Linked DNA regions of Homo sapiens: region 1 is linked to region 2. Evidence: chromatin loops called from intact Hi-C (ENCODE). Cell type or tissue: mammary epithelial cell. All regions are shown on one strand. Links, peaks and the distances in the headings refer to the core of each region. The heading gives the core; the rest is flanking DNA.

Region 1 (17,025 bases), core at 9,579-12,078, 540 kb after region 2:
GGATGCTCAAGGCCTCTCTGACTGCTAAACTTTGACCACAATATCTCTGTCCATCATCTCCCACTTTCTCCCCTGTATAGGTCTGTTTTCAATTCTCCTGGTCATCTTTCTTTCAATCTATGACACACACGTGTATCTAAATTACTAGATAAGTAAAGCAGGAATTCAAGACACAAGGACATGTCATTTTTTAATGTATGGAAGAGCTCTGACGGACTTTCCAAATGGTCTGAATATATATCCTAAAGGTTCTCCACCCTATAGTAGAACCTGCAGTAACACACTCATCAGCGGTTCTATACTAGCTAGAAACACCTCCACCTGCCAACATTTCACCTGAGACCTACTGGACTTCCTGGGCTCAGGAATTATTTCCTATGAATGAATTTGGCTTGAACCAACTCATTCACACAAAAAAATAACTTCCAAATGCATAAAATTGAATATGGTGTTTCATTTGCTTAAAAAAAATGGCCATAGGAGGCCATAGGACATTTTTAAGTTTGTAACCCCATCAATACATTTAAATATGATTATAAGCATATATATGAAAACCCTTGAAATCCATCCGCTTGGCTGGGCTCAGTGGCTCACACTTGTAATTCCAGTACTTTGAGAGGTTGAGGCTGGCAGATCACCTGAGGTCAGGAGTTCAAGACCAGCCTCGCCCCATCTCTACTAAAAATACAGAAATTACCCGAGCGTGGTGGCAGGCGTCTGTAATCCCAGCTACTTGGCAGGCTGAGGCAGGGGAATCACTTGAACCCAGGAGGGGGAGGTTGCAGTGAGCCTAGATCACGCCACCACACTCCAGCCTAGGTGACAGAGCGAGACTCCTTCTCAAATCCATTCACTTGCACTTTTGAGGCACACTGGTATTTCTCGGTGCACTTTTGTGTTGCTTTGTTTCATTGTGAAAGGTATGAATCTCAGTTTACATCCAAGCAAGCCAATCTTTCTTTGAGCCCATAGGAACCTGATTTCTCTCATTTTTGCCATCCTCTGGCCCCTTTTACTATAATTTTCCCTTCAGTCTTGTGGTGCACAGACCCTTGGGGAAGCCTTTCCCCAATCCCATTGCCCATAATACAGTTTTCTGTGAACAGACTAGAGAGCCATCTTCTTGCCATTTATCTAGAGGAGCTGTGTGCAAACTAGAGCTCATGAATGGGACAGAGAAAGAAATGAGACCCATTTAAAAACTCAAATAATTCTCATTCCAAGGAAGTAAACATTTGCCCCTCTGAAAGGGTTTTGTAAAATAATAAAATAAAAAGTAAAATAAATAAAAATCCTTATTAATGTTCACTAGAGAAACAGAAAAGTCTTTTCCACAGAAAAGTCCTTTATGTGCTGAAATTGGCAGCCGGACGGCCTGAGCATTTATCTCCTGCATAGAAAGTGCTCTGTCAGGAAAGCTGTGACTAACAATAAGCTGAAAAACACACCACAGACTTCCACTGTATTTTATTTGGCAGAGAGGAATTATTCCTCAGCACAAAGTATTTGCAACTGGCATCAGTTAAACAAGAAATTACAACCTTTAAAAGCCCTATTTATCATTAGCTGCAAAAGTGCAGACTTCACCGTCAATTACTCTGACAAAGGATCACAGACCATCAACACTGCACACAGGATAACAGTCTTGGCAGCCAAAAGGCCTTGCTGAGGGGAGGATTAGACAGCTAGCTAATAGCCCGGGGCCCCTTCTCCAGAGACCCCCTTGACACTTCCTTAGCCACCCTCCTCCCCTCTCAGGACTGACTCTCCTATCTCCAGCCCTCGTCTCCCTTCACCTCATCTAGTGGAGACTGCTGGACTGACAAGGTTTTGGCAGAAAGATGTGACAGTTGTGCCACCGTCATTTCTTAAGAATCATTGGCCAAATCAAATCAGCAACAACTTTACGCCAATTCTGCTCTGAATGTGTTCTGTGGATGAAAATGGAAATTACTAGATAGATATCTGAAAGCTGAAGAAATAATACGGTGTTACTCCTCTCAGCTGCTTTGCAAGGCTAAATGGTCAGGAAAAAAAATAGTCTATTTTAATACGCAAAAGGCCTCTACTGTGATTCTAAAACAACTTTCTAAACCCTGAATAGTGCCTATGTATTCTTGGAAGAAGCCTTTTTGCATTGAGCTGAAGCATTTCCCCATCTTTAAATGATTCCATTCTTTAGGATCCGAAAAATAAAGAGACGCTTTGTTTTTCAGTTTTTAATTTTTTTAAAAAGTGTTTTTCTCAAGTGGTTATATAATGATAAGAAATCTCTTTCAAGAAACATATATAAGTATATAGCCTTATTTAGCTTTAACTTTCCAAAAAAGTACAAGGTAATAATCAGTGTTTCTGTCACCTTGTTGCCAGTTAAGTTGGTTTGAAATGGTCCTGGAGTTTCTCTCAGAGGCACAAAGCTTACAGATGATTATTTTTCTCTTCAATATTTTTGTTTTTGTTGGCTATATTTGTCTCCATTTACAAATGTGAATAATTCTTGAGAATAAAGTAAAATAGCGTAATATGTGTAAACCACTTACATAAGATTTGGCTCATAGTGTTTAACAAATGATGATGATACTGATCTTGGAGATGATACTAACAAAGATAAAGATGATGATGATGGGGAGGTGGAATATGCAGTATTAAAAATTATGTTATATAAAGGCCTTTTAATAATACAAAAGAACACAGTGATTTATATATAGATCTAGATCTATTTATATATGTATATATAGATATACATATTTGTATATCTATATATTTATACAGAGATATATTTCTACATATTTATATATACATATTTATATATCTTTATATGTATATATTTATATATCTATATATGTATATATATTTATATATGTATATATTTATATATCTATATATGTGTATAGATATTTGTATATGTATATATATGCATATATAAATATATGTATATTTACAGATACATAAAATATATCTTTTTTTAAGGATTCCAGCTGCAAATATGGTGTATTCTTAACTATATAAGAAAATGTTCAGCAAAAGATTGGAAGAAAGTGCCTTTGAATAATGCAAAGATTAGAAGAAAAACCTCTGAATGATGCAATAATGAAGACTTTTTCCCTTATCTTCCTTTCTATATAGTTCTCTAATTCTTTAAGATAAGCTTGTCTTACATGTATTATTATAAGAAAATAGAAAATACAGGCAAGTCAATAAATCAAAACAAAAATATCACACTTGGAAGATTATGTATTTATAAAACTTTTACACATGCAATATTATAACCCTTCAAGGGAGATCATTGTTCCCATTTTACAAAAGTAACTAATGCTCAAAGAGATGAAGCTGTTTTCCCAATGGAAATTAGTTCCCCAGCACAGCCAAAGCTAAGAAAGACATGGCTTATCTTACTCCTAGGCCTCTGCGCTTTCCATTTCTCCTGGCTGTCTCCTGCCTGGAGAGCGTGTGCATGCATGTTCACATTCCATATCTTTTCCAGTTAATGTGTATTTAAGAAGTGGCTCTATTCATGTATGAGGCCCCTAATCTCTCCAGATTAGAGAATGTTCCTTCACGTTTGGTCTGCTATGTTCATGAAAACTATCACAGGGCTATCGCTTGTAGATGACCTCCTCCAAAAATCACAGGAGTTTGGATAGTTTTATTTAGCTCTATTAAGTTCAAAAAATGTGCCAGGCAGATTCTCAGTCCAAAAATAATCTCCTTTCATTGGTGTTCTAAATTAACTCATGGAGGAATGAGCCGAGCTAAATTAAAGCTTTCATACAGTGAGGCCCAGGGATTTTTACTGAGTGGTAAACGTTTTCTTTCTCTGTGAGAACTTTACTGTTTCCTTCCTCTAAGAGAGGCTGTGCTTAGAAGCAAAGAAAGTAGCTCAAAGCAGATTTGTGAGAATTCATTTTATTTGACAAAGACTCTTAGTGTAAGCCCCCAGTGTGGAACCTTTAAAATTTTATAGGTTTTCCTACCTTTTAAAGTAATTTGCATGTAAATAAAGGGATATTAATCTCTAGCACAAATGGCAAAATGTGTTCTTTGCCCTTTTTTTAACTGGAAAATTGAATTCGTAAGAATCATTGAGTGAGGTATTTTTACTTATAAACGACTTCAAATAGTTTGACAAATCTTGACCACATCTCTTCTGGACTGCTGGCTGCACCTTATGTTATCTTTTCATAACTATTGGAATACTGTGGCACATTCCTCTCTGAGAACCGCACACTAGAGAATAGGCAATGTAGGACGTAAAATATAATGTTAAGATTCAGGGTTGCCTCTTTTTCTCTAATATAGACATATCTCTGCTGGTCATGGTTAATGACGTATTTATCACTATTCTTGCAGTGTGGGGATAACACCCACAGGGTTTACAAATAGACCTAGACAAGCATGCCTGGCTTGTCCTACTGCCATATGGCCCGGATACTTTTCATGTGTCACTCTCTCCTTTGCTCCTGCCTACCTTGCACCTTGAATGAGTGACCAGTGCAGGTGTGAGGCACATGCTGATCCCTTCTGTCTCTTTTTCTGTACTGGTCTTTGGACATGTCTACTGCTAAAGATAGAGAAAACTAAAAGGCCAAACAAAGCCTTTATGTTGAAATGTAGAGAAAAGCATGTTTTATTTTATTTCTCCACACTGGACATCTGGATGATCCTAGAAAAGTCATCCTAAATTGCTCCAAGCATGTGCTATGCATTCAATAAAGGTTCCATCAAAGGTCTCAGAGAATAGAGAGGGGGGGAAAAAAAGCATACCCAGGAAAAGAAGAGAAAAGAGAAAAGAAGGATGGGGATCACGATATTTGAAGGAAAAGATGCACGTTCATACTGATCACACAAAGAAAAGTGTGTGAGAGTGAGGGCAGGCACTCAGGGACTCTTTACAGATTTGTTGTTGACTGGAGAAGTGTTTGAACTAATAGGAAATATAATTGATTGGAATTGATATGTTTAATTAAGTTGCAAAAACTCAAGCCTGGCCACATAAAAAATTGTGGTCTTGATTCTGAAGAAGAAAATACTCTCTTCTATTCAACTGTGACTGAGGATCCCACACATCCCCAGCAGAGAAGAATAGCCTTTCTACCCCTGGACAATTACTCCTTCCACCAAGCGTATGTCAACAGACAAATGACACTAGTGTCAAATATGTTCTAAAAAGGTTTTGGTAAAAAGAGAAAAACATCCAACTGATTGAACCTTAGGTATGTAGTATTAAAATAGCATCTCGTTTAGAGTGTCTACAACCATAATGCAGCTATGGGAAAGCCATTGGTGGGACATAATAAGCATTATGTAGGGGCTCAGTTTCCAGTCACAGTTGTGCAGCTAGCTGGCTGATCTTGTGCAAATCACTTCAGTTTCCTCATTTTGCCAGTAAGAGATTTGGAAGGGCACCCTCTCTAGCTCCTTCTGTCTCTAATAGTTCATGGGGTATGGTTGTTGCATTTAATCATAACAACATCGGATATCTTGCAAATCAGGCCTTCACGGACATTTAGCAAACCATCTCCACCATCACTGAGGAGATAGACTCTTCCAGTGCAAGTCTTTGCAACTACAAGTAAGGTCAGATCACCACAGCATATCTCCCAATGCATCGGATTGTTAGACTATGTCAGTTTCTCCAACTTACTACATGAAGAGGCTGACTGACATATTAGAAGCATTGATGCCTTTAGCCTCCTCTTAATTCTTAAGTCTACCGTTATTTTAAAAACAACAAAATCCTTAGATGTTATCATACTTTTAATTTTTATCTATAAGGCCACTTCAAGCACAGCTGTTACTCATTAGATCCAGTGGCTGAGAGCATTTGATTACTACAGGAAAAGGAAAAAGGGAAATCAGTAAAGTTTCATTTACAATCTGCTTTCATTGTAAAATAGCAGAAGTCCTGAATCAACAAGAAGATCTGCTTGGTACTAAAAGCATAAATATGCTTTCTTAAAACAGCGGTAAATACTGTGGGCACATTTCCCAGATTTAAAGTACTATCCTAATTCTGTCTTATTTTCCCCATAAGTACCCTCATACTTCTCAACCCGTGTGACTAGCTTTTGAATAAGCAAATGCAATTATATAGGGAATATGCCTCTCCTAGATGGAAATATAAATTTTGCATGCACATACACATAGACATTCACAGAATTTTCATATAAATTTCATAAGAATCATTTCCACTCTACAACGAAAACAGCTGTTCTGTGTGAAAATCTTGAAGCAAGGCTGGATCCTGTCTGCCAGGAATACTGGAGAAGGAATTTCGGCTCCCAGAATAGGTTTGGTTTGATCATTTATAAGCTCTCTTTCAACTCTGAATTCAAAGTTTCTGTAAGTTACTATTTTTTCCTAAATTCATTTTAAAAAATTGATCAAACCTTTCTACCGTGTTTCATGTGTTGGCAGGTACTATAAAAAAAACACAAGTGAGAAACTGAAACCTTATGGTGCTGAAATTTGGATATATTTGCACCTGGGGTTTGGACTCACTTGCACCTGGAAACCAAAGTATGTGGTAATAAAGTCCTTCGTGGCGACAACTTTCCTCCAGGAAAATTGCAAAGTTCTTTACAAAACTAAGCCTCTCTTTGCTTCATGGAATCTCTGTGTGGTGAAAACATGAAAAAAAAACTAGTAATAAAATATGTATAAATAAGATGGAATTATTGCTCCCAACCATTTTTCTTTGTGGGCACAAACCTTGCCTGAGTTGTATACTATGCAGACCCATTGCCTTGCCGCTACATCTCATTTTCCCCATTCGGATCAGATTTCTTAGAGAATAAATGTCCCTCGATCTTGTGTCTCCTCTTGTAAATTTAGTCTGATTCAAGGTCTGAGCTTCTCATCTTTTCGATCCAACTTCCAAAGAAATTTTAAATAATAAATTGTCAGCTTCCATCATACTATCCACACTATCAAATTTCTTATTTCTAATAGTTTTTCTTTTAAGAGTCTAGCTGAGTAAGTTTTATCTAACAACATACATTTCCAAATTATTTACAACAGTGATTATTGATTTTAGTGGGGGCTGGTGGATAGGGAAAGTGGAAGATCACAGCCCAGCAAAAAAGTCAACTGTTGTTCTTTCCTGGTACCCTTCATAAGAAAGGCTGTACTGCCATATCAAATATCCTCTTTCCTGAGAGCCTGCCTCTGAGATTGGTATGTGCAGGAAATTACATCATACTAGAATTTGGTCATACTGACCCTAAGTACACCCGTATTCCAGTGTTTCTCTCTTTGACCCCACCTCCCTAATCACACTTGCATGCTGTCTCCACTCTTTATAGTATATTTAGAACCTTTCTACAGCATTTTCTATTTTGCGAGTCATTTATCAATGCTAATTCATCTCTTCTCACCCTGATTCCTTTGAGGTAGAGCCCTGTAATTAGTAGTAATAACAAAACCATGGTATTTAGCTTTTCTATAGCTTCTGTCTCCTGAGAATGCTACAAATATTAACAGCACACATTGCAGTCTCCCAGAATTGCTTGGGTCACAGAAGGACTGGGGAAAAATGCTGTGACTAGCCTAAGTGGAATAAATTGAAGGTTGGGTTGGAAGTGAATCAAGATGCTGGTGTTAACATGCCTGAATATTTAGGAAAAGTTCCAGGATCACTTCATGATGAAAAGCAATAAGGCTGTCAAAATTTGTCTGGCATATATATAGGATTAGGCCAAGTCCTAAAATTTCCCAAGACACCTCAGGGTCAAGGGCTTTCTGCAGAAGGTAAGCCTTTTGATGATATAAAAATTCTAGAAGTCTCAGTTGCAGAAAAATGTGAGAGATGCATGTGCGTGTGCACGTGTGTCTGTGTGTGTGTGTGTGTGTGTGAGAGAGAGAGAGAGAGAGAGAGAGAGAGGATTTGTTAGTTCGTTAAGGGGTTTCTTCCACTTATTTCCATGAAGATTCTCTATTTGACCCATTTTAATCCCCAATACTTGTTGTAGATGATTACTTCCTATCTTGAAAAAAAAAAAAAAGATTCAACTAGAACAGACCTGGTTCTTAAAAAATAGTAGAACTCTAGTGGCCTGAATTTAAAAAAAAAAAACAGCTTTAACTTTTCATCAAATACACACAACAATTTAAGAATAATGTAAGGTGATCCCTTAACTACATTCTAGAAAGTTAGCTACATTGTAAAATATGTCAAGAGTGAATTAAGGAAAGATATCCCGACAGGCTCACCAATTCTATTTATTGGAATTTTGTAGGCTGTTATTTTGAGTTAAACCCTTCAAATTAAGAATTTAATCAAAAGTATTGAAACAATGGAAAATAAATTGGGTTCTTACCCCATAAGGATTTATGTCAGTTATTAGAAAGGGCTTCCTGATCCTGGACAATTGTTATTAATAATACAAATGTATATTTTTCCTGGAAATGTAAACCTGAATAGATCCAACTTCAATTTTGGTCTGCCAGGATAAAAACAACTTTATTATGGAATTGGCTCCTCTCTCATGGCATGACTTTCCATTTGATATTATATTTATGTGTATATCTAGAGTCTAGATTCTAGACCCATATATGACCTCTTAAGTTTCCTAAAGGACAGGGAGCTTTGTATTCCTCATAGCACTTAACACAGTACCAAGCACACAATAACTGTGCATTAAATATTTCTTGAATAAATGTGCTGATAAGGCAGGCTTAGAGAACACTGCTTCCCCTCACCCTAACAGAAGGCCCCATAGTGCTCTGAAACTTGCTGCTGGAACTCTGTTGACCACAACCCAGAGCACAGGGTTAATATTTTCATCCTTTACGTTAAACCATTTGGACTATGCTTCATTTTGTTTATTTTCAATACTATCTTTGTCACAACACATAAGAGTAGAAGAGAAAGCGGGAAGGAGAGGAGGGGAGAAAAGGTGAAAAGAGAAGGGAAAAGAAAGAAAGAGAGAAGAGGAAAGAGTGAAATTAAAGAAAGCAATTGACACAACAATATATCTGAAATAAAAACAAAAATATTAAAAAGAACTAAAAAAGGTGGGGGAAGAGAGGCAGGCAAGGAGGGAGGGAGGAAGGAAGGAAGAGAGGGAGGGAGGGAAGAAGGAAGGAAAGGAAAGGAAAGGAAAGGAAAGGAAAGGAAAGGAAAGGAAAGGAAAGGAAAGGAAAGGAAAGGAAATGGAAGGAAAGGGAAGGAAAAGGGAATAAATTTCTTCTTAGGGATGTCAGAATCCATTTGAGTGGCAACTCTATAAAAGCAAGCTGTTTCTCATTATTTATGTAAGTTTGATCTGATTAAATCCATCAACAGTTTCTAAAAGACATTACTTTATATTTCACTCTCTGGTTGGCTAATAAACATTTTTTAATCCACTCTTTGGTTGCAAACATGCAACCCATCTGCTTTATTTCTTTCATTTATTCATTCAACAAATACCTTTTGCACAACCATTTTCCAGGTCTATGATTGGCACTGGAAAAACAGTGGTGAATAAAATATGGCCCTCACTTGAAAGGCTACATTACCTTGCTCTCTCGATAGCTTTCAAAAACACAAATTAGTGTATTATCCATCCCTAAATTTTGTCAAGCATCTTTTCATTACATTATCCTCTCAAGCCTCTTTTTGTCTGTCTAGATAAAACCACGAGTACCTTCTCTTTGGAATCAAGCCTTTTCTGATGGACTATGTCTGACCAGTTCATGCATTTCCTTATTTTGATGCTCACAGCAAAGACTGCATCGAGCTAACTTGCTGTTCTCTCTGTAGTCTCTTACATTTTCTGAAATATCCATCTCTCTGAATATCTTCTAAATTTAATTTTACTGATACCTTTCCCAGAGTCACAGTTCCAGGGCCTCTCTGGTACATAATTCAGGTGGCACATATTTAATCTGCCCTGACCCAATAAAAACATTTGAATACTTAAAGTCTAATTTATATTATAATTATTCTTATCACACAAATTCTCATATATAGGAGGAAGCAGGGAAGTTGAATTTTACCAAACACTTATTTTCTCACATTTTCAAATTCAAAAACTAGGCTGGTAATGTTAGCTATAGATTGTGCTTATGAATATTATTATAAATAAATGCTAAGATCCAACTGACTTTCTCATACGCACCACACACACCTGAAGGGTTCAAAGGAGCAAAATTGATTATTATAACTTCTCTCTCCAAGTCTATTCTAAGTGATGAATATCTACTCATCTGCCACTATTCAGCTTATAGTTCATATCTCCCATGATGTTTTTCTTTACCCACTGAGCTGACAAGTTCATCCTTGTGACCCTTCTATATCCTGCCTTGATCCTGACTCCATCGCAGAAGCCATAACATGCAGCTGATTTAGGGTTCATATGTCTATCTCTGCTAAACTATAAGCTCATAGGGGGCACGGACCAGACCTTATCTGATGCAATATTTCTAATACTTATTACAGTGCGTGGGACATTATAGGTGCTCAGTAAATGTTGAAAAAATGGGGGGGGAGGGGAGGAGTAAGGATCTTATATACAGTGAAATGCTAACCAAATGCTAGCAAGAGCTAGAGACCTGGCAGCTCTTGAATTTTCCAAGCGATATATTGTATGGAATCTGTTGAGAAGTGTTTCATACAGATGAGGAATGCCAATCCAGTCTTTCTCAGACAAAATGGAACCAAATCTTTACAAAGTTTTCTCTTTTTGGATCTCTCTCCCTCTCACACACACACACACACGCACACACACACACCCACAGAGAGAGAGAGAGAGAGAGAGAGAGAGAGAGAGAGGGAGAGAGAGAGAGAGAGAGAGAGACGGAATATTAAATCTCATCAGTTCGGCTCTACAGATGCTTGGTCTTTATGACAACCCAACCTGTGTATCCCATGCACTCCCCACCTCACTCCATATCGCCACCTGGTGCCCAAAAGCAAGAAAACTACCTAAAAAATGAAAACGATTTTTTTAAAGCTGATAAGTATCAGGACCTTGGAACCATAAACTGAAAGTTTAAAACAAAAACAAAAACATGTGCTTCTTGGCATAGACATCTGGTCACAGGCATATAAAGATTAAACACACAAATCTTCCTCAAAACTCACCCTTGTTTCCACTCACATCTTTATGAATGTTCTCAATTGTTGCAGCCCCATGGACTACCTTCCCACATAGATTCCATGATTTAAAACCTTTTCTACTAAATCAACTATATTTTGTCATTTGCATTAAGTAAATTCAAAATTGTCAGACTATGATATCATTTAGCCTGAGATAGCCAGGAATATTGTTCATTCATTGACTTATTCAGCTCTTTAATGAGTCCCTACTTTGTTCTAAGAACAGTACACAGCTCCACAGAAAGAGTCTCACTAAATTATTATCAATCCTGTCAAAAATCTTAAGTTCTTCTTTTGCTTATAGAGAGTAAACATACATTTTTATTAATCTTTTTGAAATAACAGAAAAAAAAATAAAGGTCCTCTATTACTGCCCAAAGAAGTTAGGGAATCTGAGATGGGGAACCAATGGATTAGAAAAGAGCATATTCTGATAGATTAAATACAACTTCAGATCAATAATTCCTGAAGAAAAAGTCTCAAATATCTATGTTTAGCTCAGTTAATCTTTCATCTCATTATCAATATGCTATTGATTTCTAATGTATATTGATAACAATTATATTGTCACAGAACTAAAAACCAAAAGATGCATAGCTAAAGAATAATATGAATTTCACTTGAACTTGAGTCAGCACAAAATTATCAAATAAGTTTCAGTACTGAAATTAGCAAGTATATAGTTAAGATATGGGAAGAAAAAAATGTCAGTCAGGAATTTCCTGTAAACAGTTCCCAGAACAAAGACAAACTCTTCAAGTGTCACAATTAAATGGGTGCAAAAATCAGTACAACATAGTAAAGTTTTATATGTTAAATATGCCCATTTATTTTACTTTGCAAGCATAGCAGTTTTATTATTTTGGTCTTATAATGTTTCGTCTATGAAACGATATAGTCAGCAGACTATAGGAGGTTTATTTAAATGTTTTTATTTAAATAAGTCAATATTCATACCTTTTAAACATAAAATTTTATTGGTAAATAAATTTCATAAATCTGTATAACCCTGAACATTCACCTGAAATTAATTTTCAAGGATATTAAAAGTTAGAAACTGTTGAAACATACCGGACAAAGCTATCTTTAAGAGTAAATTTTTAAAAATTCTATTACTTTTTCAAATGGATTGGTTAAATAAAAGCAATTTTTAAGAAAAATAGAAAAAAAATAGATACCTTAATTTTCTGCCTCAGTACAGTCCAGTTTCAGAAATATATATTAACACTATATAACATTACAGTTTTTGGACCCACTTTGTACTTGGAGTGTTAGTTTTCCTTACATTCTTATTTTATACTGCTTTCTGGGTCCAAAGTCAACAATGAGCTCCAGGATTTATTTCATCTCTCAAGATCTTTAGGGTAATAGAAAAATAATAATAATAGCAACTTTTGAGAAGTATGACAATGAATTTAGAGGTCACATAGCAAGTGAATAAATGTATGCCTACATGCTTGACTTCTAAATTATAGAGTAAGCAACACATTGCTTCTCAATCAAAATATTCTTGATGATTAGCTATTTCTCTTTCCCGGTCCTTCTCTTTCTCCTTTCTTTTTCCCCTTTTTCTCACCACAGAGCTTTTTGAATTGAGTAGAAGTATTTGGCCACTTGCTCTTTGACCCCGGTGTCTCCTGAGACTATATATTCATTTTGAGAATGAGTCCTTTTAGTTACCTAAAGTGTCCTCAGACTAAATTGTTTCCAGATGTTTACAAATATTTCAAGGATATATCCACACAGTTTTTATGGCTGAGTGATAACGGACTCCACAATGTCTGTTCAATTGTAAAATAAGAATCAAGCACATGCTATAAAATAACTTCCATGAAGCAGGGACTTGCTACACACGAGGCACAATGCTAACCATATCCTATACATTATCTTACTTAATGCTTACAAAAACCCTATAAAGGATGTATTATAATCCTCATTTTAGAGAAAAGGAAAGTGAGGCTCAGAGGGCGACTTCATAGAACAATTAAGTGACGGGAGAAGGGCGCTATATCAAGTCCATGTTCTTAGCCCTTGTGTCCTGCTGCTCTGTCGAAGCAAACGTCATCTACTGTTAGCTTAAGGCAGGAAAGAAAAGACAGAATTCACAAAAGTTGGGGAGCATCCCTGAGCATCCAAACAGATTGCCTTTAAGAGGCTAGAGAAGGAGACTTGTAGGCCAAGAGTTCTTGTTTAGTTTCAATAAATGCCTCCAATGGGCTTGTTCACCAAATATGCTTTCAACAGACTGTAAATGTGCAATGCAGACATTTTCTCATCGTTTAAAAACCAGCCTTCACAAATGGGGTTTTGGAAATTGCCTGTTTCGTGTTTATTTTGTTCTTCACTCACAACATTCTGACTTGTAAAGTTAAAAAAAAAAGAGAGAGAGAGAGAAATCCTAAATGGTCAAGATGACCTTTTTGTAAAAAGCTCTTCTTATCATAGAAATTTTGCTTTTTGTTTAACCTTGTGGTACTCTGAGGGTGGGGGGCTGGGGGAGGATGCTTAATTAGTAAGAAAACTTGAATGACGTGCATTTGGGATGGGACTGGAGAAGCGTCCAGTCAATTCTTGTTTATTCTAACTAATGGAGAGAGGCAAGGCATAACCATTTATAAGGCACTCAACCAATGTTATTATAGTTCTGTCTCCCACATTACATAGTTTCCTCATTTTTGTTTCATTTCCAAATGATTTTGAACCCTCAAAGTGTAGATTCTCTGATAAGGAAATAAAGAAACTCTGGAGTGTGCAAGTTAGAGAGAGGTGTCAACTATAGATTTTAAAAGAATACACCAAGTGGTAAATCCATATGCAGGCAATTAAAAGGTGACTCTGTTTGTTCTGGAAATATCTCTCATGGAATCGACTGCACAAGCCGCTGCAGCCGCCCGTCTCCTACCAATGCGAAATGTCATCTATTCATGCCACCTCCTTCTCTGTTCTCATCAAACAGCTACCCCCTAAGGCTAGAATTTGAATCAGTGTCAGAATTGCTGACCTTGGCAGGTCACATTTTTCTTAGACCCACTCCCCAAGGCTCTACACAACTCTCAGACTTTTGACCTTGCTGAAAACTATGGGATTATTGGAACAAGAAATTCTATTCCCCACGTCTCTTCCTTCCCTTCTGCTTCCCCTACGCCCCAGTGCTGCTGTAGCTCCTTTTAAAGAAAAGCTCGCTTATGAAGCACAGAGCTGCTTGCTCTTGCCCTCTTAGGTTTTTAGTCCTCTAAGCTAGCATTTTTTCCGAGCTGCCATTTTCCACTCACCAGACAGTATTTTTAAAAAATATCTGAAACGTAAATAGCAACTTGTTTTTTTTTTTTTTTTGTACCCTTAACTAAGGATCTATCAGGCTTTTTTTTAATGTAATGTTGTTTTAAATCATTTTTAAGTGAGCTTAATGCTGGTGAAAGGTGCCGGATTGACAGCCTTGGAGGCAGACGGTCTACATTTTAACTATAACAGAGTGAAGCAATATTGACTACAGCCAATGAAATTCACAAGCCTCACCCTTCAGTTCAGTCTCTTGTGGGAATGAACAGGTATATGTCCAATTGAATTTGCTTGTTTAGTGTTTATATTGTTCTTAACTCTCAATAGTCTGACTTGTAAAAAAAAAATCAATTACACTCAAGTTGCATTCACATGCTGCCTTGTGCACTCAAGGCCTGTCCTTATATACCCTTGCTAGATATGAAAAATCCACCCTCTGAATCCCTAGCAGCTTGTTACCCTCTTATTATATTAGAGCTTCATAGAGGTATTCATTAGACTTCAAACCATGTATAACTTTTCCTCCACATTGTGCCCTCTTCAGATCTCCATGATTAAAAAAAAAGAAAGAAAGAAAGAAAGAAATCAAGCAGGCATTACCGTTTTCATTTTACAGGTAGGTAATACAAGCCAAGAGTGGCAGAAATAGAGGCAGGATTGAAATCTAGATTTTCTGACTCCAAATTCCAAAATCTTTTAGTCTCCATCTATCAAAATGAATACTTTTTAAACTTTCAAGTTTGGATGACAGCACTTTCATTCTCAAATCATTTTCCCTCTAAATGTGTCTTGCAGATGGCCTAACAAATCCCCTAGCTCGAGTCAGCCTTCAGAGCACTGCCGGGTTGTTCCTGAGTCAGCTGCTAGCCCACACTTGAATCACCCTTTGACAAGACTTCCCAGGCTGTGGCCTCACCCACCTCACACAGTCCTTGGTGTCCTCCTGCGTCAGGAGGTGAGCAAGGATAATGGGTCCAGTCACAAATGGTGTCAACTGGCTTACTCTGACCCAATTTTCTTCTCCGTTCCTTATTTCAGATCATTAATAAAGACATTAGTGAAAGCTCAAAGAAGAGATAAACCTCAAATAAGCCTTGGTCCAAAACCAATATTTCAGCATCAGGAAAAATATTGATTAAATTTCCTGTGCCAAGAAATTAAAAAACTGGTAGGTTCTAAATTGTAATTTGGAAGTCAGATGACTGCCTTTCTTGTTCCAAGCTTCAGTTTACATGAAGTCTAGTTTTTCTTTTCAAGTACTAAACTTCTCTGCATGGTCTACCTAATCAATGGCATAACTCTAGGTTTATACTGATTATAACTTATCCTTTGCCAAATTATTTTTAAAATCATGAAAAATGTTGGAAAGCTCAAGATGCTGAGAAAAATGAGATAGTGAAGCATTTCTTAACTTTCTTCATGGTGCTACAAACTGCAGAATGCTTAAAGTATCTGAGTTCCAAATCTTTTTTTGTGTGTGTGAGATGGAGTCTCACTCTGTTGTCCAGGCTGGAATGCAGTGGCATGATCTTGGCTCACTGCAACCTCCGCCTCCTGGATTCAAGTGATTCTCCTGCCTCAGCCTCCTGAGTAGCTGGGATTACAGGCGTGTACCACCACACCCAGCTAATTTTTGTATTTTTAGTACAGATGAGGTTTCACCATGTTGGCCAGGCTAGTCTTGAACTCCTAACCTCTAGTGATCTACTTGCCTTGGCCTCCCAAAATGCTGGGATTACAGGCATGAGCCATCCCGCCCAGCCGATTCCAAATCTTTAAAAGCAAGATGTATCTATACAAATAGTTTATTCTGATAGTATTCCAACTAGCTGTTTCTTATGGGTTTAAAATTCTCATAGCCTGGAATCACTTCGGGGTCATACAAAGTTCCATCTGTAAGAAACTACAAGAAAAGATCTGATTAAGTTTCTGAGATAAAATGTCTGTCTTGGAAAAGAGAGGACAAGCCTGAGAAATAGGCATAGAGAATAAAAGACTGGAAGAAGTTGAGGTTGCTATTAACATTTTGAGCAGGTGCCACCTGAGAGCACGAGGGACCATTGAGTGATAGGGAAAAGAGGAGGAACAGGATCTATGACCCCAGGAGCAGATATGTTAAAATCATGCTGAATATGAACTATGTGAGGCACAATTTTAGATCCATCTCGCCAGCTGGATGATTGGCAAGAGGTCATGCCATTCACTTCTTTAATATCCTCCAAAGTGCTTGGCATGATGCTGAATACAATGCATACTTGTTAATCAAAAAACTGGTGGTGGGTATAATTTTCTGATTTTAGCTCCCCTGAATTTTGGTTACTGTTTCATTGTTTGCTTGGAGAAAAGACCTAACTGATTTCTGACTTTTGGCTCCATTAATGCATACACACTAAAAAGAAGAGACTAAGACCTAGGAAACACTAAAAACTTCTGAAGACATTTCAGTTACACAAGTCTTCACATATCTGAATTGCAGTCTTTAGCAATGCTGCCTTCTGATGTTTTGCTAAATTACAAAGAGCTGCTTTTGCAGAATTTAAAGCAGAACCCTTCCTTTCTGGGAAAATTAAAGGCAGTACCTGAATTATAGACTCTAACATTTCAAATAACAAAATCAAAATAAATTGCTCCTATTTCATACCCCACTGCACACAACCAACCAC
Region 2 (17,025 bases), core at 5,906-8,405:
ATCAGGTGGCTCCCTCAACATGTGGAGATTACAATTTGGATTACAATCTGAGATGAGATTTGGGTGGGGACACAGCCAAACCATATCACTCTGACTCTCTGAGTTTCCTGATGCACAAAAGAGGTTGTCAGAATTAAATATAATTAAATAAAATTGAATTGTTTATAATGTGTAGTGGCTTTTAGTATTTTATCCAGGTTACTTAAGTTGCTAAAACTTGAAATAGCTCAACATCTAGAGAAACTGATGCTCTTTAATAATCAATTACTCTATTAGCCAGCAGCTCAAAGTGCAGGGATGTCTAACAATAAAACTCTTTTTATTAGTTATAATTAAAATCCTTCTCCCAGAATATGAGAGCATATAGATGGAAACCTAAGTATTAAAGCACAAGTTTTAGATATACAACTGTCATCTACATGATTTGAGTAGCCAGTTATTACAATGGTTTGTTTGGACTGGTAGTAGAAGAAGCAACACACGATATTCAGAAGACTTGACCAGTCATGTGACCCTGGGCAGTGCCTTGATTTCTCTCAGCCTGTTTTCTTATCTAAGAGCATTCTGTTCAGTCCCTTCCACACCTAAAATGATCCAATGACTTGTGGTAATGCTTTGATTGCAAAGTATAATTGCTATTACTGTATTGTTGAAATTAATAAATTATTTATCTAATAAATTAATTTAATCAATAAATTTAGTTAATTAAATTGGCCTAAAGATGCCTCTGTAGGAAACTATATTCTAACTTAAAATGTAAACAAACTATGACCTAACTCGAGAGTGCATTTTTGTAATTGAGTTTTGGCCAATTATAGTAGCTGAACTTTCAGCCAATCACAGGTGAAAACTTCTCAGACATGTCCATATAAGGCAAATGCTGTGCTGTGACCAATCAGGCTCTTTCTGTATATAACTTCCTTTTTCCATCTGTAAATACTGCCTGCCCATCTTGTTGGGTGAAGCATTCTGGACCTTTAGTGGTTCAGGCAGCTGCCTGATTAATACATTTTTTTCTTTGTTAAAATAAACTCTGCTAAATTTAATTTGTCTACAGCTTTTCTTTGAGCAATTGGTGTCAGAAGTTGGATTTGGAGTAGACCTTCAGGGACCCCCAGGAGCACTGAGTGACAAAGTAAAAGTACTCACCAGGGCTCATCGTGCCCATTGATCTCTTGTAACAACTGGAGTCATGGGTGAATTCTGTCCTGAATTTGAGCTCCATGGATTTGTGTGATAAACTCTCTAACTTTACTTGAGCACTTTTTAGTTGACTGGGTCTAGGATCAAATTGGACTTAATAATTAACTAGATTGGATCTAGTTAGAGGCCTCATGTAGGTACCTTTCAAATCAAAAAGGAGTCTGGGACTCTAGGAGTCTGAGACTCCACTTTCTGCCACACTGGCTACCTTTATGTGCACAAATTCTGGGCCCAGAACCTGTATGTTCTGGGGAAAATGGGTTAACTTTACTAGTGACTACAGTGGGGATGTGTTAACCTAGATAAAATTGTTCACTTGCAAAGTGCATTAGAAAACAAATGCAAAAAGCCAAAAAAAAAAATGGAATGCATTCTGTAAGTGGTACAAAGAGGCATCTAAAGGATTAAATGAATCAAAGATTCTCTCTTTAAAAGGTTCTTTACAGAAGGCAAATGAAAAGCATCTTAAAAGTATTTTTCAAAAATGCCAGTCAAAATCTTTAGCCATTGGGCAAAAAATCCTAGTTCTAATGAACAGAAAATATTTGGATTCAGATGTTCTTTAAAAAAAATTGTGTAATTTAAAAAATTCATTTGTAGAGATAGGGTCTTGCCATGTTACCCAGGCTGGTTTTGAATGCCTGGTCTCAAGTGATCCTCCCACCTCAACCTCCTAAAGTGCTGGGATTATGTGCATGAGCCGCTGTTCCAAGCCTAGATCCAGATATTCTTTAATAAATTAGTGAGCTTGTATTATTGCACTGGCACACGGCTAAAATATTAGAATGAAAGCTGTAAGATCTGTTTCTGTCTGTATGTTTATATATGTCTCTATATATGATATCTATGTGTGATATTTTTCTATCTACTTATGATATTGCTAAATTAAGTGCTAAAAGAACTCTAATTGGCTTTAAGAAAAATAAGTGTTTACATAAATGAAGTATTTGTTTAGAAAAATAAGAACTAACCCAAGTAGTTTTCAAGTTCACATGATTTGGGTAATCTTTGATAAATTAGGATACTGTTGGTTTAATTAAAACAGGCATGTCTTCAGATTTTTCAGTACTAAATATAATACAGATGCATGACTTTTCCTACCTAGGGTTACCAATAAAATAAATTTATTTTATGTCTATATTACAAAACTTGTCAGCAAGAAAAATAAGATGATGACTAGCTGCTTAATATTTAACCTTTACAAGCAATCCAAGTGAAATTGTTAAAAAAGTGAGTTAAATGGATGTAAGATAAAGTTCTCATGTAAAAAAATTCTTTCTGTACCAGAAAGTTTTGACATTCTTATCAAGAAAGAAAAGTTGAGGCTGAGGGTAATCTGTAATAACAACAATTTAATTCTCAGGCCTAGCAAACAAACAAACACACAAACAAACAAAAACAAACCCTTAGGAGGACAGACATGCAATTTTGCCTCCTCTACAGTTTCTTATTGCAGAGGGACTAAGGATATTTGGGAATGTTAGTAAATATCTTCTATGCCACACTGACAAATTGTACTATGAGAAAGGATGTGCTTCTAGAAACTATGATCATACATTTGCCAATTTACAGATTGCTGGTGTGACAGACAGTTCACAGCTGCTTGCTTCCTAATGTTCCCTGGAAATTAAAGTCACTAGAGATTAAGAATTCTAATTAATACATGTAAGTAAAATCACTAGAACTAATAATGGAAACAACTCTGTATGCAAGAATACAAGGAAAGTAAGATTTACTTTTGATAAGGAAAAGCTATAAGATATGAGAATGTTATGTTTTGTTAAGGAAAAAAGAATAATTTTTGGACTAAAGTAGAATGACTGGTTTTTCCAAAATGAAAAGAGGTAAAGTACAGGACAAAAACTGAATGATGAAAAAGTTGTAGAGAGTTTGTGAAAGATAAATCTTTTTTTTTCTTGTATGTTCTTTCAATGTAGAAGATGAATCGTGGAATAAATTTCATGTGTGACCAGGCTAGCTAGGATTAGAAAGAACTATTTACAAGTTTTTCTAAAAATTCAGTATTAGTATGAGAACTACACTGATACAAAACTAGAATTTGGTGTTTCTGTTAAAACAACATTTTCTTGGTCTACTTCTAACAGGAAATTGTGAAAGGTTTTTCTTTCCATTTTAGATAATTGGTGTAGGAGATAAATATTCTGTATTTTACTAAGATAATGTCCAGTGCTTCATGCTGTCTTTATTAGGTTTTTTATTTCATAAGAGAACTGAGTCTTCTCTATTAAGAGAGCTAAAGTTTTTCTACAACTATGTAGCTTTCTATATTTGCCTTTGAAGTGTTTTAATTATCACTTTGGTTAAATAAATTACTACTATTCACAGTGACCTGTGATCCTATTAAATATTTTGCTCAAGTGTTTCAAACCTTTGATATTTTGGACAGACTTCCCAAATATAAAATGTAAAATTAAACCTTTTTCTTGACCTTGAATTAACTTTGAGATTTTCCACATGGGCCCTTGGAACACATCAAAAGGATATCCATCCTTACAAAAGATAGATAATAAGTATTTGGGCTTATTTGATACATTAAATTATATGAATAGTACTGTCAAAAATAAGTAATGCTTAACTTTCTTTGGGTTATTTTTGTGTGTATGTGTTATTACTATATGGTTTGGAAATTGTATGAAATTCATAGACATCAAGTTGTCCTCATATAATGCTGGTATTCATAATTCTAGTTATTATCTTAAAATGTTGTATGAAACAGAAGTAACTTCATTTCCTTATCAATTCCATCATTATTGTAGTGAATTTTCATTAGGTCTTTTTATTTTTCTTTTCTTGTCTGTCTTTTCTTGCTTTTTCTTATCTTCTTTTCTTTTCTGTTCTTTTCTTTTTTCAGAGGCAGAGTCTCACTCTGTCACACAGACTGGAGTGCAGTAGTATGGTCACGTCTCACTGAAGCCTTGGGCTCTTGGGCTCAAGCAATCCTCCCACCTCAGTCTCCCAAGTAGCTGGACTACTATGCACAACAACACCTGGCTAATTATTTTATTCTTCGTAGAGACAGGGTTTCACTATGTTGCTCAGGCTGGTCTTGAACTCCTAGGCTCAAGCAATCATCCTGCCTCAGCCTTCCAAGGTGCTGGGATTAGAGTCATGTACCACCATGCCTGGTCTCATCAGGTTTTTAACCATGGCAATTTTAAGTCTTGTCATTCACAGATGGTTAATTGTTTACTATGGTACTTTCCTGGGCAACTATAAGCCTAAAGTGTTTCATCTTCAAGAAGACTCATGAAAAGGACACTGACAAATATAGTTTTCTGATAACTTTAAGATCATACCATTGGACTGGCTAAGAATTCTACAATGAAAAAATTGACTGGTTCATAAAACTGTGAACCCAATATATGTCAGGACAAGAATTAATTAGATATCAGTGAAATGATTTGGCAGACTTTTATGCTAAGTCAGCCAGTACTGAAATTGTTAAGATATGCAATTTGAATAAACTTTAAAAGTTTGATCACTGTCAAATTACCTATGATAACCTATTTAATGAGCAGTACTATTCACCTGAATTGGAGAAACAAAATTGGTATTTAAAAAGACGTAAATGCAATATTAAGCATTAACTCATGAAGAGTCTGGACAGCTGCTTGGTCCTTCCTGAGTCCTTAAAGCTTCCATTATTAAGAGCTCTGAATTCCATATTCATCATGACAGAGATAAAATGATTCAAATTATGAAAAAATATTGATGGCATGACTTTTAAAATTGCTAAAATTTATAACCAATTTTGGTTATAAATTGTCAAACTCATAGTTCTGATAAGAAAATAAAAACTTCAGGTGATACACACCTGCTGGATCATTTGAACACTTAAAAATGGAGTTCCTTCAAGTGACACATTAAATGTATGTTTTCTGGTTGTATAGAAGCTTTCCCATGCAGGAAGGCTGATGCCATAATAATAGCTAAAGTTTATTAGAAAATGTGTTTCCCTTGGCTGGGCACAGTGGCTCACACCTGTAATCCCAGCACTTTGGGAGGCCGAGGCGGGTGGATCATGTCAGGAGATCGAGATCATCCTGGCCAACATGGTGAAACCCCGTCTCTCCTAAAAATACAAAAATTAGCTGGGCGTGGTGGTGCGTGCCTGTAATCCCAGCTACTGGGTGGGCTGAGGCAGGAGAATTGCTTGAACCAGGGAGACAGAGGTTGCAGTGAACCGAGATTGCGCCATTGCACTCCAGCCTGGTGACAGAGTGAGACTCCGTCTCAAAAGAAAAAAATAAAAAGGAAAAAAGAAAATGTGTTTCCCTTATCATTCATTCCTGGAGAAATCTTCAGTGATAGAAGTACTCATTTTGTGTCTGGAATTGGTTCCTTCCGGTGGGTTCTTGGTCTCACTGGCTTCAAGAATGAAGCCATGGACACTCGCGGTGAGTGTTACAGCTCTTAAAGATGGTGTGTCCGGAGTTATTTGTCCCTCCCAGTGGGTTTGTAGTCTCGCTGACTTCAGGAATGAAGCTGCAGACCCTCCCGGTGAGTGTTACAGCTCATAAAGGTAGTGCGGATCCAAAGAGTGAGCAGCAGTAAGATTTATTGTGAAGAGTGAAAGAAGAAAGCTTCCACAGCGTGGAAGGGGACCCAAGCGGGTTGCCACTGCTGGTTTGGGTGGCAAGCTTTTATTCCCTTGTTTGGCTCCACTCACATCCTGCTGATTGGTCCATTTTACAGAGTGCTGATTAGTCCTTTTTTACAGAGTGCTGATTGGTGCGTTTACAAACCATTAGCTAGACACAGAGCACTGATTGGTGTGTTTACAATCCTTTAGCTAGACAGAAAAGTTCTCCAAGTCCCCACCCAACCCAGAAGCCTAGCCTGCTTCACCTTTGAATTTCACTGGACAAGTTGTAAAACAGTTAAATAAGATATTATAAATACAATGGCATTAGGCGAAGCTAACTACATTGATTGGATTGCCTTAGTCAAAGGCAATTATCAACTGATGGCAATCACACTCATCCTCACTAGAAATCTAGGTTGACTGCTTATGAAATTAAATATTTGAAATTATGAAATAGTTACTTCAAGGCTTATTCCGTTAATAATAAAACCTATGGATCTTTTGCTTTTGTAAACTCTGACATGACTCAATAGTGCCATGCTTTGACGCATTATGCCAAAGCACATTTTCACTAGGTAAGAAAAGCCCTTTGTGACTCACAAATTGATGACAAGCAGACCTTTCATGATTTAGAGCAATGAGGTTGGGTCTTTTGGAAATGACACCAGAGGAAGACTGCCCTTGATAGGGACTATACCAAGTTCTTCTTTGCAGCAAAACCTCAGGGTTTTGAGTCTCGTATTCACATCTTTTTACTAAGAAGGGCTCCTCCAGACTCCTGGTGTATATTTGTTGGAGGCCTTAAGGTAAAGATGACCAGGGAAGTTTTTCCCCAGAGGCAGATGGTATCCTAGACATAGACACTTTCCTAAGACCATAGAATAAGATTTCTCTGTCATCACGAAAGCCTTATTTCTCCCCTTTCCCCCTAGTTTTCTGCTGTCTGAATCACTTCCTTTTCCTTAAAGGAAAATCCACGGGAGCATAATCTGTGTGTGGCTTTATCAAAAGCTTATGCCCTAAAAAGAAATGAGAGCAATTGTTGGGTTTGTAGGCTAATGCCACCATATCAGAAAACAATTTCTCTCATGCCAATGTCTGTGTTCCCATTGAGAGTCATCATGAAGCCCTAGAGGAAGAGTGGAAAGCTTTCCTTAAAATTCTAGACATTACTGCTACTTACTTTTCTACACTCACTAGAAATAGTACCACGAACTTTCCAATTAATAACCTAATTGTTACCAAATATAGAAAACATATCTGAGTGATGTCTGTAAAAGGTATATCACATATTCAAGACCTGGGGACTACCAATGCAGGTATGAGTAATTGCTTGTATGATGTCACTGAATTAAATCTGGAAGCTCCTTTTCCACTAAATGTGGTTATGCACCCTTACAGCATACCCTTTGAGTAAGTTTCTCACTGTACCTTACTCAGGAGCTATGTGAACTTGTGGACAAATTTAATTGACTTCTGCTCAAACACCACTAGGTGGCCATCTTTCCTAGCCCCTGAGGGCCTACATTGGGACTGAAGAGAATTTACTTACCTCTTCCTCACTGGTTCAGATTTTGCTATATGGCCTGTCTCCCTCCTACCTTCTGAATAGCTTTTCCTGAAAGTTCCCATTGTATCTTTCATAACCAGAGGCCAAAGCAATCAATAACCAAAATTAGCACAAACCTTGAAATAGATGGAGATAAGTTAGTTTCCTTGGAGGAAATGTTCCTGTGGGGTTATTGGGGGCACACTCTTGGCAGTATTGGGGTGCTGGTTGTATAGAATTTGAAGATAGTCTGTAAATTAGGAAAAATCTTAGATTTTGTAGCCAATGTGACCGCCCAAAAGTTCAGATGCATAGAAGCTGCTCTTTGAAAGGTGTATGAAAACATTCATGTTCAACAAAAATACTTAATGGAGCATCACGCAGATCTTCTCTTTGCCTACATTGAGGACTTGTGTATAGTGCTAAACGAAACTGAATATTGTACTTACCTTTCTCCTGATTTTACTACTACAAAAAGCTTAATTTAAAATGTGGCTGATACTGATGTTTCTCTAGACACTGCCACCAAATACATCAAGGAAATTTCTCACGGGAAAGGAACACATGATGTGTTTACAGGAGCAGCTAATGGTTGATTTGCAGGTATCCAGAATGGTGGAATGGTGGATGGCAGACTTGGCTATTGGAAGGTTTTTTATTGTTTATTTTTAGCCTAATCATTTGGGGCTAATATTCCAAGGTTTTAAAATCTTTATGTGTCTTTTAGTAGGTCTTCAGACTAGTATGACTTGTGTTACCAGGCTAACTACAGAATCAGGCACCTCTTTAAAGGAGGGCATTTTACTACTAACTATGGCCCTTAATCACCGTCATGCCCTGAACAAAGACTATAACCAATAGGACTTGAATACTGTTGAATTGTCTTTATTATTGCTTGAACTTTAAATTGCTTAATTTAGATTATTTTGGTTTGTAGAGACTCCTGTTAAGTAGTGTACTTTAATTTTTTAATTTTTTGTATTTTTCCTCCTGATAACCATTATAATATTCTTCCTAATGTATTGTATCCCTTAAGAGTCTTTCTCTCTCTTTTCTTTTCTTTTCTTTTCTTTTGACAGGGTCTGGCTCTATCACCTAAGCTGGAGTGCAGTGGTATGAGTGGTATGATCTCCATTCACTGCAACCTCCACCTCCTGGACCCAAGCTATCCTTTCACCTCAGCCTCCAGAGTAGCTGGGACTATAGGTGTGCACCACCATGCCCAGCTAATTTTTGTATATTTTTGTAGAGAAGGGGTTTTGCCATGTTACCCAGGATGGTCTTGAACTCCTGGGCTCAAGCAATCCACCTACCTTGGCCTTCCAAAGTGTTGGAATTACAGGCATAAGCCTCCATGCCTGGTCCCTTAAGAGTCTCAAATGCTCATATGGAGCCATCCGTTGTACATCAACTAATCTCATTATAGTTAGAAAAACAAAAATATCAGGAAAACATAAAGAATAATCCAACAAATTCGACATTGTGAATTGTGAATTTTATACTGAGACCAAACAAGTCCATTATGATGGTGAAAAAAATTGGACCTAGGTTATGGTCAATTTCTCAAAATTCAAAGGCTGATAAAAGAGGGGAATTGTTAAATTAAACTTTGGCCTAATGCTGTCTCTAAATGAAGCAAACTATAACCTAATATATATAAATAAAGCATAATATATGTTATATGTATGTTTTATATATATACATTATATATGTATATAAACCTATATATATATATATATATATATATATATATATATATATATATATAAACCTACCTTGAGACTACATTCTTGTAACAAGCAACTGAGTCTCAGTTAACTGTAGCAGCTGAGCTTTTGGCCAATCACAGGCTGCAAACTGCTCAGACATGTCCAAATAAAGCAAGTGCTAAACTGTAACAAATCAGGCTATTTTGTTATGTCACTTCCTTTTTCTATCTATAAATATGGACTGCCCACATTGCCAGGTAGAGTCTTCTGAACCTTTACTGGTTCAGGGTAATGCCCAATTCATGAATCATTTGTTTGCTCAAATAAATTATGTTAAACTTAACTTGTCTAAAGTTTTTATTTTAATAGCACCATGCTCTTTGAAATGCCTGTTCCTTGGTGCTGTAAAGAAATAGCACTTGAACATAAATTCAATTTCCTCAGCAAGGCCATTTCTATACTTTCTGCAGAAAGGGTACACTCACCAGCAGTTTTGCCATGAGAGTACACAGAACAAAGGAGACAGGGTCATTTATAACTTGATGCGTCCACCTTACCACCTTACTGCTGTGTCCGGTTTCCATTGGCTAGAACAGGACCTCACATTCTGTATTTGTCCCGATTGGCTAGCAACTTAGAACACTTTAAAAGAGGCAAAAGCAGAGGAGAACAAAGGAAGGAGGAAGTAACTTGTAGAATGCTGAGAAAAGTAAAAACACCTTCAAATAAGGAAGAGAAACAGGCTATGACCTAATGCTTGCTTGGACTAGTATGAGCACGCCAAGGCAAATATTTAGGCTAAATTGTAAGAGCTAAGAACATAAAGTACATTGATTTCTTTATTATGGCTAGCAGATAGTTAAGAATGTTACTATAGGTCTTTCAATAAATTTTGCTTTTAAGGGAAGTTACTATTTATTCCTAATTAAATGGGGAGACAAGTCTTTCCAGAGGAACTTCTACTTTACTTTTTACAATTCCTCCTCTTATTTCATAATTCTTCTTCAAACTTGTTTAATATGTTTTGACTTAATTGCTTTGTTTGTCCTTTTAAGAGAAGTAATTTTTCTGAATAAGGTGGAGGAGAGTTAGGAGTTAACTCTGTAAGCATGGCAGAGACAGGTTTTTGTGTAAAACTTCGACGGTAGGGAATAATATAACAGCCTACAAGAATAAGTACACCAATAACAACAGCAAATGAGGTGAGAATTGAAGTTAAAATTTCTTTTTATCTACTGAACAAATGTTTTATTACTTTAGAAAAAGGGTTATTTATTTTATTATTTTTGGCAAGTTTATTGGATAGGGTTTTTAATTCTTGTAGCACTTTTGTTATAATTCTGTCAGGGGCAGTATTTTTAGGAACAAAGGTATAACATTAAATTTTAAGTATGACACAAACATCTTCTTTTTCTGCTAATATTATATTTAAAGTTATTTTATTTTTCTAGGCCATCTGGCTGATAGGTCCTAATTGCTTAGGTATCTCTTTGATGGTGTCCTCAGTGTAATTTATGAATCGTTGCTGATTGTAATAGATATAGTTTATTTAGCCTACTTTTTTTTATAGTTACTTACTAGAACAATGTGGATTTAAATTCTGCAGCTAATTGATTTTGTGCTTTAAACTTATTTGGCACTTCTCACAGGACTTTAATGGCATTTATGTAAACCTGAGGATTAAAGGACTCATAAGGAGTTTCCTTTGGCCTGAGGTGTTTTGTTTTTACCTTTTTAGATTGATGAATTGCTACGGTGAAAGGGATAGCGAATTGGATTAGAGCACAAGTACTGTTCTAATTATTTGGCAGAGTGTCTAATAAAGGTCTTCTACAGTACTACTATACATTTGCTTGGGGATGGCTAAGCATAGACTGATAATCAAGCTCTTGGAAAGACTTGAGCTCCTTGCATTTTTTTTATGCTTCCAAGGAACACCAAATTTTCCTCTTGCTATGAGAGGCATGAAGTAAACTTGGCCATCTGAGATGGAAGCTGGATTGCCCTTGGGGGCTGACCCGTAGGGTGTTGAATTTCAGGAAATAGCAGATAGAGAGCTCGGCATGATGTATTATCCTAAGCCATGGGATTCTGAAAGAGAGCCACCATACACTCCATATCTGGTTGACAAGGAGACCATCCAAGTGGAAAGGGGACAATCTGGGCCTCTGGCCTACCATGTGTACAAGCATAATAATCGCTTTTATTTAAAGTGCGAACGGAATATTTAATTCATTCCAGCCAGGCATTTGCATCTTGATATTTTTGTCTTGATGGCTAAGGTCTGTCTTAGATCTCTTATTTTTACAACAGACAGCTTAGTTTTATTATTAGATGTAGGAGCAACTGGTGTGGGATCTAGAACTGAGGCTACTGAAGAAGGGGAAGATGGGAGAATCATGCATACTTTAAAAATACTTAGGGGTCTTTTCCATTTATGTCAATCTTCATACCATAGAAGCAACTAAGGGCTGGCCTAGAGTTAGTCAAGGTGGAGGTGGTGATAAAGAGAAGGACAGGGTTACATAGATAAGGCTGCCAGTTAGAAGGGGTAGTCCTTTTAGTGAAATAGATGAGGGGTTTTAGATCTGCACAAACCTTTTTTGTGGAAGTCCAACTTTGCTTCTAAGTAGTTTAAAGGACATAGTCCTATTTTCTACAAGGTTGCCAGGCTGCAGGAGCAGAAAATCAGTGTCTTGGCTGCAGCTGATCACAATGATGAGTGCTAGGGGTAACTGTGTCCAGTAGAGAGCCGGGTCATAAATATTTGTGTGAAAAGGCTAGCTGTCATTGATCTTTTACATCTCCACAAGGTATGACAGAGCAAGCATTAAAGGTAATGGTCTGAGGTGAGTCAGACTTAGTTACATTAATAACAAAGAAGCTAGTAACAGAATAAGGAAAGGAAAGGAAGCAATATAGAAGGTATATGAAAATTAAGCTTTCTTTAACTTTAACTTAGTAGGGCTTGATCTTAGTACAGTAACATGATTCTGAAGAGGAAGATGTTTTCTTGACTCGAGTATGGTGGGTCCATTCTTTCTCAGCTGTGTGGACGGCAGTCTCAGTGGTTAACAGCATAAAATAGGATCCTTCCCAGGCTGGCTTGAGTTTTTTTCTATCTTTTGATGAGAATGTGGTTTTCAGGCTGGTGCTGGTGTACTGGAAATTCTAGGAATGGTACTTGTGCTAAAATACTTTCAGTTCTGAGGGAAGGGAAAGTGGAAGATAAATTAAGTGTGTAATTTCTGCTGCATATCCTGGGGCTTGAGGCCTCATGGTGACACCTCCTGCTCCATCTCTGCTCAGCACTGCCCAGGGGATGCTGTGGCCTTGCCCTCTCTTAAGGTCTTGGCCTTCTTGTGGCCTTCACCGCCCCTGTGCACTGTGGCCTTGGGGATGAGGAGCCTTGTGACTTACCCAGCCACTTTTGGGCCTTAAGAAAGCTAAACACCGTTTTATATTTGACAGTGTTTTTGTATGATTTTATACCAGATAAGTTAAATTTTTTATATTAATGTGCTATTAATGTTAAGCTTAATTTTAATAAAATCTTGTAGATATTTAATCTATTTTTGATGTCTGACTATAAGGTAAGACTTTTATAGACTCTTTTTAACTGTTTATAATTTTTGCTAAAGAGCAGGTTAGTGCTTTAAGAAAAATCTATTGTGCTTTTATTTTAATGTCCAGTTCACAGAAAAACTGGATGATACCTCTTTAACTTTAGCCATTATGTTTACACACAGAATTTCCTTTACAATTAACATTTTAAAACTTGCTTAAACTTTTAAAACAAAATATATATTTTTAACTTTTTAATGTATGTAAAAACCTATATTTTTATGCCTCCTTATAATCCTGTTATTAAAAATATATTTTATTTTTCTTACATACCTTGTAAATAAACTGTTTTTCAAATAATTTTACATTCAGGAGGCCTACTTACTTTTTAAATTATACAATATTTCTGGCATAAATTCCTTTTCATAACTTTTCTTACAACTTTCACAATCTTCAACATGCCTTAACTTTCTGCCTTCCTTTTACACTCTTTGTTTTCGTAGTTTCACCTTCTGTGTCTTTCTTTGATTTCTGTCTCTTCCAGTTTCTCTCTTACTTACTCTTTCCATCTATTTATCTCTCTCTCATTTGCACTCTGTTTCTCTCTCTCTCTCTGTCATCCCGTTTCCTTTTCCCCTCCTGAGTTCTCTCGCTCCCACCAACGGCAGGGTCAGGCCACGGCACGGGCCCCACCCCTGCGCATACATTGCCATCTGTTTCTCCTGTTTTTGTTTGTTTGTTTGTTTTCCGATTTCCCTTTTTACTTTTTTTTCCCCTTTCTTCCTACACTTAGTTTCTTGGGCTGGGTGGGATTTGCACAGCTGCAGTCCTGGCCCCAGGCAGTCCCCCACACTCTCCTTCTGGCATCAGTCCCTGCCCTCTTTTTCACATAGAGCCTGGCTGGGGAGAGGGGCTTAACTCTTGGTGTGCCTGGCTGTCTGGTGTCGCACTTGCTGTTTTTGCTGTCTTTCTCCTTTCCCTTCCCCTAGGGGAGCAACCGGCGGGAGTGGAGCTTAGCCTTTTCTTTCCCGGAGAAGAGGGAAAAGGAGAATTTTGAATATATACGTATATATAATTTTTTTTACTACCAGAGGTTTTTGTGAAGTTCAATCCCCTCACCAATGGCGATTTCTCACTTCTTTTTGAGATTCAACTTCTTATCTATGGGGATTTCTTACTTTTTTTTGAGGTTCAACCTCCTCTCAGTGGGAATTTCTTACTTCTTTTTGAGGTTCAACCCCCCATGGGGATTTTTCACTTCTTTCTGAGGTTCAACTTCTTTCTTAATGGAGATTTCTTACTTCTTTTTAACTTCTAAGACATCTTGACTAAGGAATACTTCACCACCACCCCCTCCCCACCCCCGAGGCTTTCTTTCCTTAGTCCTGACTAAGGAATGCTTTACCCCCCATTGTGGTTTCTCTTTTTTCGGAATGTCTTAATTAAGGAATGCTTTACTGCCTTGTGGCTTTTTCTTTGGTTTTGACTACTAAGGAAATACTTTACTGGTTTTTCTGTTTTTTTTTTTTTTTTTCTTGTCTGTGTACAGAGTTTCTTGGTTCATGTGATATGTGAGGATGCTTTACTCCAGGTTGCCAGCCAGTTTTTATTGTTGTTGTTGTCTTTCTTTTTTTCTTTTCTTTGTGTGTGTGTGTGTGTGTGTGTGTTACTGAGAGTCTGGGTTTATTCATCACACTGGGTGGGTCTCGAGTCCTTATCCTTGAGGCTACTGCAGAGAGGCAGAGGACCATGCTTCTTCATGAGACAGGACTGGAGACTGCCTCCATATGAGAATGTATCCCCGTACAGGCCACCAAATTATTTGAAATGTTTGTTCCTTGGTGCTGTAAAGAAATAGCACTTGAACATAAATTTAATTTCCTCAGCAAGGCCATTTTTATGCCTTCTGCAGAAAGGGTACACTTGCCAGCAGTTTTGCCATGACAGTACACCAAACAAAGGAGGCAGGGTCATTTATAACTTGATGTGTCCACCTTACTGCTGTGTTCAGTTTCCATTGGCTGGAATGGGACCTCACATTCTGTATTTGTCCCAATTGGCTAGCAACTTACAACTTTTTAAAAGAGGCAAAGGCAGAGGAGAACAAAGGAAGGGGGAAATAACTTGTGGAATGTTGAGAAAAGTAAAAACACCTTCAAATAAGGAAGAGAAACAGGCTATGACCTAATGCTTGCTTGGAATAGTGTAAGCATGCCAAGGCAAATATTTAGGCTAAATTGTAAGAGCTAAGAACATAGAGTACATTGATTTCTTTATTATGGCTAGCAGATATTTAAGAATGTTAGTATAGGTCTTTGAATAAATTTTGCTTTTAAGGGAAGTTACTATTTATTCCTAATTAGATAAGGAGGAAAGTCTTTGAAGAGGAACCTCTACTTTACTTTTTACAATGCTGAAGAGTGGCAATGTGACTATTAGGTACAAAATTGTCATCTTGCCATTAGTGTCAGTTACCATGATAAAATGACATTCAATTTAACCATCATAAAAGCATTGACAGTGGATGAATTAGGATTATAGAATATTGGATTTGATAGACTTTAGTCATTATCTGCCCTCTATTATATGCTGAGATGAGAAAACTCAGTCCCAGAAAGGTGAGGTAACTTTTCTAGAGACTACAAAAGTAACCTAATAGTAGAAGGCAAGAGGGTAAACATTATTGCAGAGTTAAAACAAAATGGTTTGGTAATGCGGAAGCAGAGGAGACTATTTTTGGCTGGAGGGACTCAGGAAAGCCTGAGGGAGAACAACATTTGACCTAGACATTGTAGGAAGGATGGAATTTTAACTATTAGAGGCTGGGGAGGCAATAGTGGAGTAGCATTGAGACAGCCAGCTGGGAGGAGGTCCCCAGAAAAAACTCCAACCAGCATGCACACAGGGATGGAGCCTCAAATATTTGCACCATTTGCAGTGGGGAGGAGCCTGGCCCCTCCTCTTCCTGTGTGGAACCTGGAATTCGAATGACCAGGTGGGAAGCACTCTAGCAGGGGACTCTGGCCTTGTAGAGAGTCCCTGTTTCCTTTTTTTCTTTCTTTTCACCCAATAAAACCCTGTCTTACTCACCATTCAAATTGTTTGAGAGCCTGAACTTTTGTGGCTGTGGGACAAAGAACCCCATCTTTAGCTGAACTAAGGAAGAGTCCTACAACATTTTTGGCACCCAACGTGGGGCTTGAGAAGTGGCAAGTGAACTGGGGACTCAAAACCTCTCAACGTTCATTCTAAGCCTTTTCATCCTCAAATTTCTGAGGGTAGGGGAAACCATTCCCCAATCATCTATTGCTCCCAGGCCTTTTCCTTCCTTTTTTGGGACTGACCAGCAAGCAGCACCTCCCCGCTGCTCTCCCCTCCCTTCTGGGGCTGGAACGCACGGTCCAAGTGTCCTGTACAGCCAGCTGGCTGTTGTTTTCCACCATGCACCACCAAAGCCTTCACCTTCCCCTGCTAAGGGGCTTTACTCCATTGGACAGTAATTAAGCTTTTCTCCTGGTGGAGGAACCAGTTGTATAAGAATAAGAGGGTCTTTCCCAGGCATTTTAAAACTTTTTTTCTTTCTCTGCCCCACTCCATCAGCAGTTAACCTTTAATTTTTTTTTTCTTTTAGAAGACGTTTTTTACTAGGTCAGGCCCCACACCTATCACCGTTTATGTTTTCTGCAAAGCTTTTATTGTGAAATCAAGCCTCCATTTTGTTTTACATCCTGAGGGCATGGCTGGTAACCACCGCTTGGCAAGGCTTTGCTTAGCAATCCTGCCTTAGGGGATGAGCCCTCTCTGGTTTGATGTCTGCATGTTTTCCTAGCCTTGTCTCTTAAAGGTACCCACCCAGTGACTGGGTTTTCTTGTGCTTGTCTGCTTGTGTACTGTGTGTGATGTCTGTAAAAACGGCTCTAATGAATCTGGTCCAAAGAAGGACAAACACTTGAATCTAATATTTTTTAAAGGAAAGATAAAATTTCTGGTACCTTTCAGTTCATTTGACTTTAATCTTTAAGAAATAAAAACAGCCGTAAAGACTACGGTAAAATGCAGGTCAGATGCAAGGTTTGCTAAGTTTTTTGAGGTTACAAACTGTTTTTTGGGTTTTGAGACCTGTCTGTCTTGCCTGCTTCACAATTGGTAGGGCCTGGGAATATATGGAACTAAACACACCCTAGATTAAGAAGGCAAACCTTTGCAGCACTTACCACACAATTAAAGCAATTTAGCAGGTTTTACATTAAAGTTAAAAATTGCCAGGAGTTACCATTATATCACGTAATCTAAAAATAGATTTACACGCAAGATGCCTAAGAACGGTAAAATGTGTTTTTTAGTAAAAGGTTATAAGAAGGCATGGAAATGTAAACTTTTGCCTTGGATTAAAG

Evidence for each region. A loop is a pair of places that touch in the nucleus more often than their neighbours do. Peaks named below come from ENCODE experiments on the same cell type or tissue, not always from the same donor. Only the 100,000 strongest peaks of a DNase experiment are listed, where the experiment ranks them.
Region 1: it touches region 2 in a loop (14-fold over the local background); 5 of 110 quality-filtered maps call a loop at or near these places.

Annotation. Positions count from the first base shown.
Region 1 is chr1:170,683,571-170,700,595 of GRCh38, reverse strand. The region is part of intron 1 of PRRX1 (paired related homeobox 1); the gene reads right to left. Among named protein-coding and RNA genes, the nearest start is that of PRRX1, 28 kb to the right of the region's middle. In mammary epithelial cell, for the core only: a CTCF peak has its summit at 10,877 (motif pointing left); no DNase peak of the experiment used is centred there.
Region 2 is chr1:171,217,241-171,234,265 of GRCh38, reverse strand. All of the region lies in intron 2 of FMO1-AS1 (FMO1 antisense RNA 1), which reads left to right. It overlaps LOC124900413 (a long non-coding RNA gene), which reads left to right and starts at 9,905. Exons shown (of 2, transcript XR_007066731.1): 1 at 9,905-10,269. RefSeq lists an enhancer at 14,072-14,633. In mammary epithelial cell, for the core only: a CTCF peak has its summit at 7,311 (motif pointing right); a DNase peak (open chromatin) is centred at 7,305.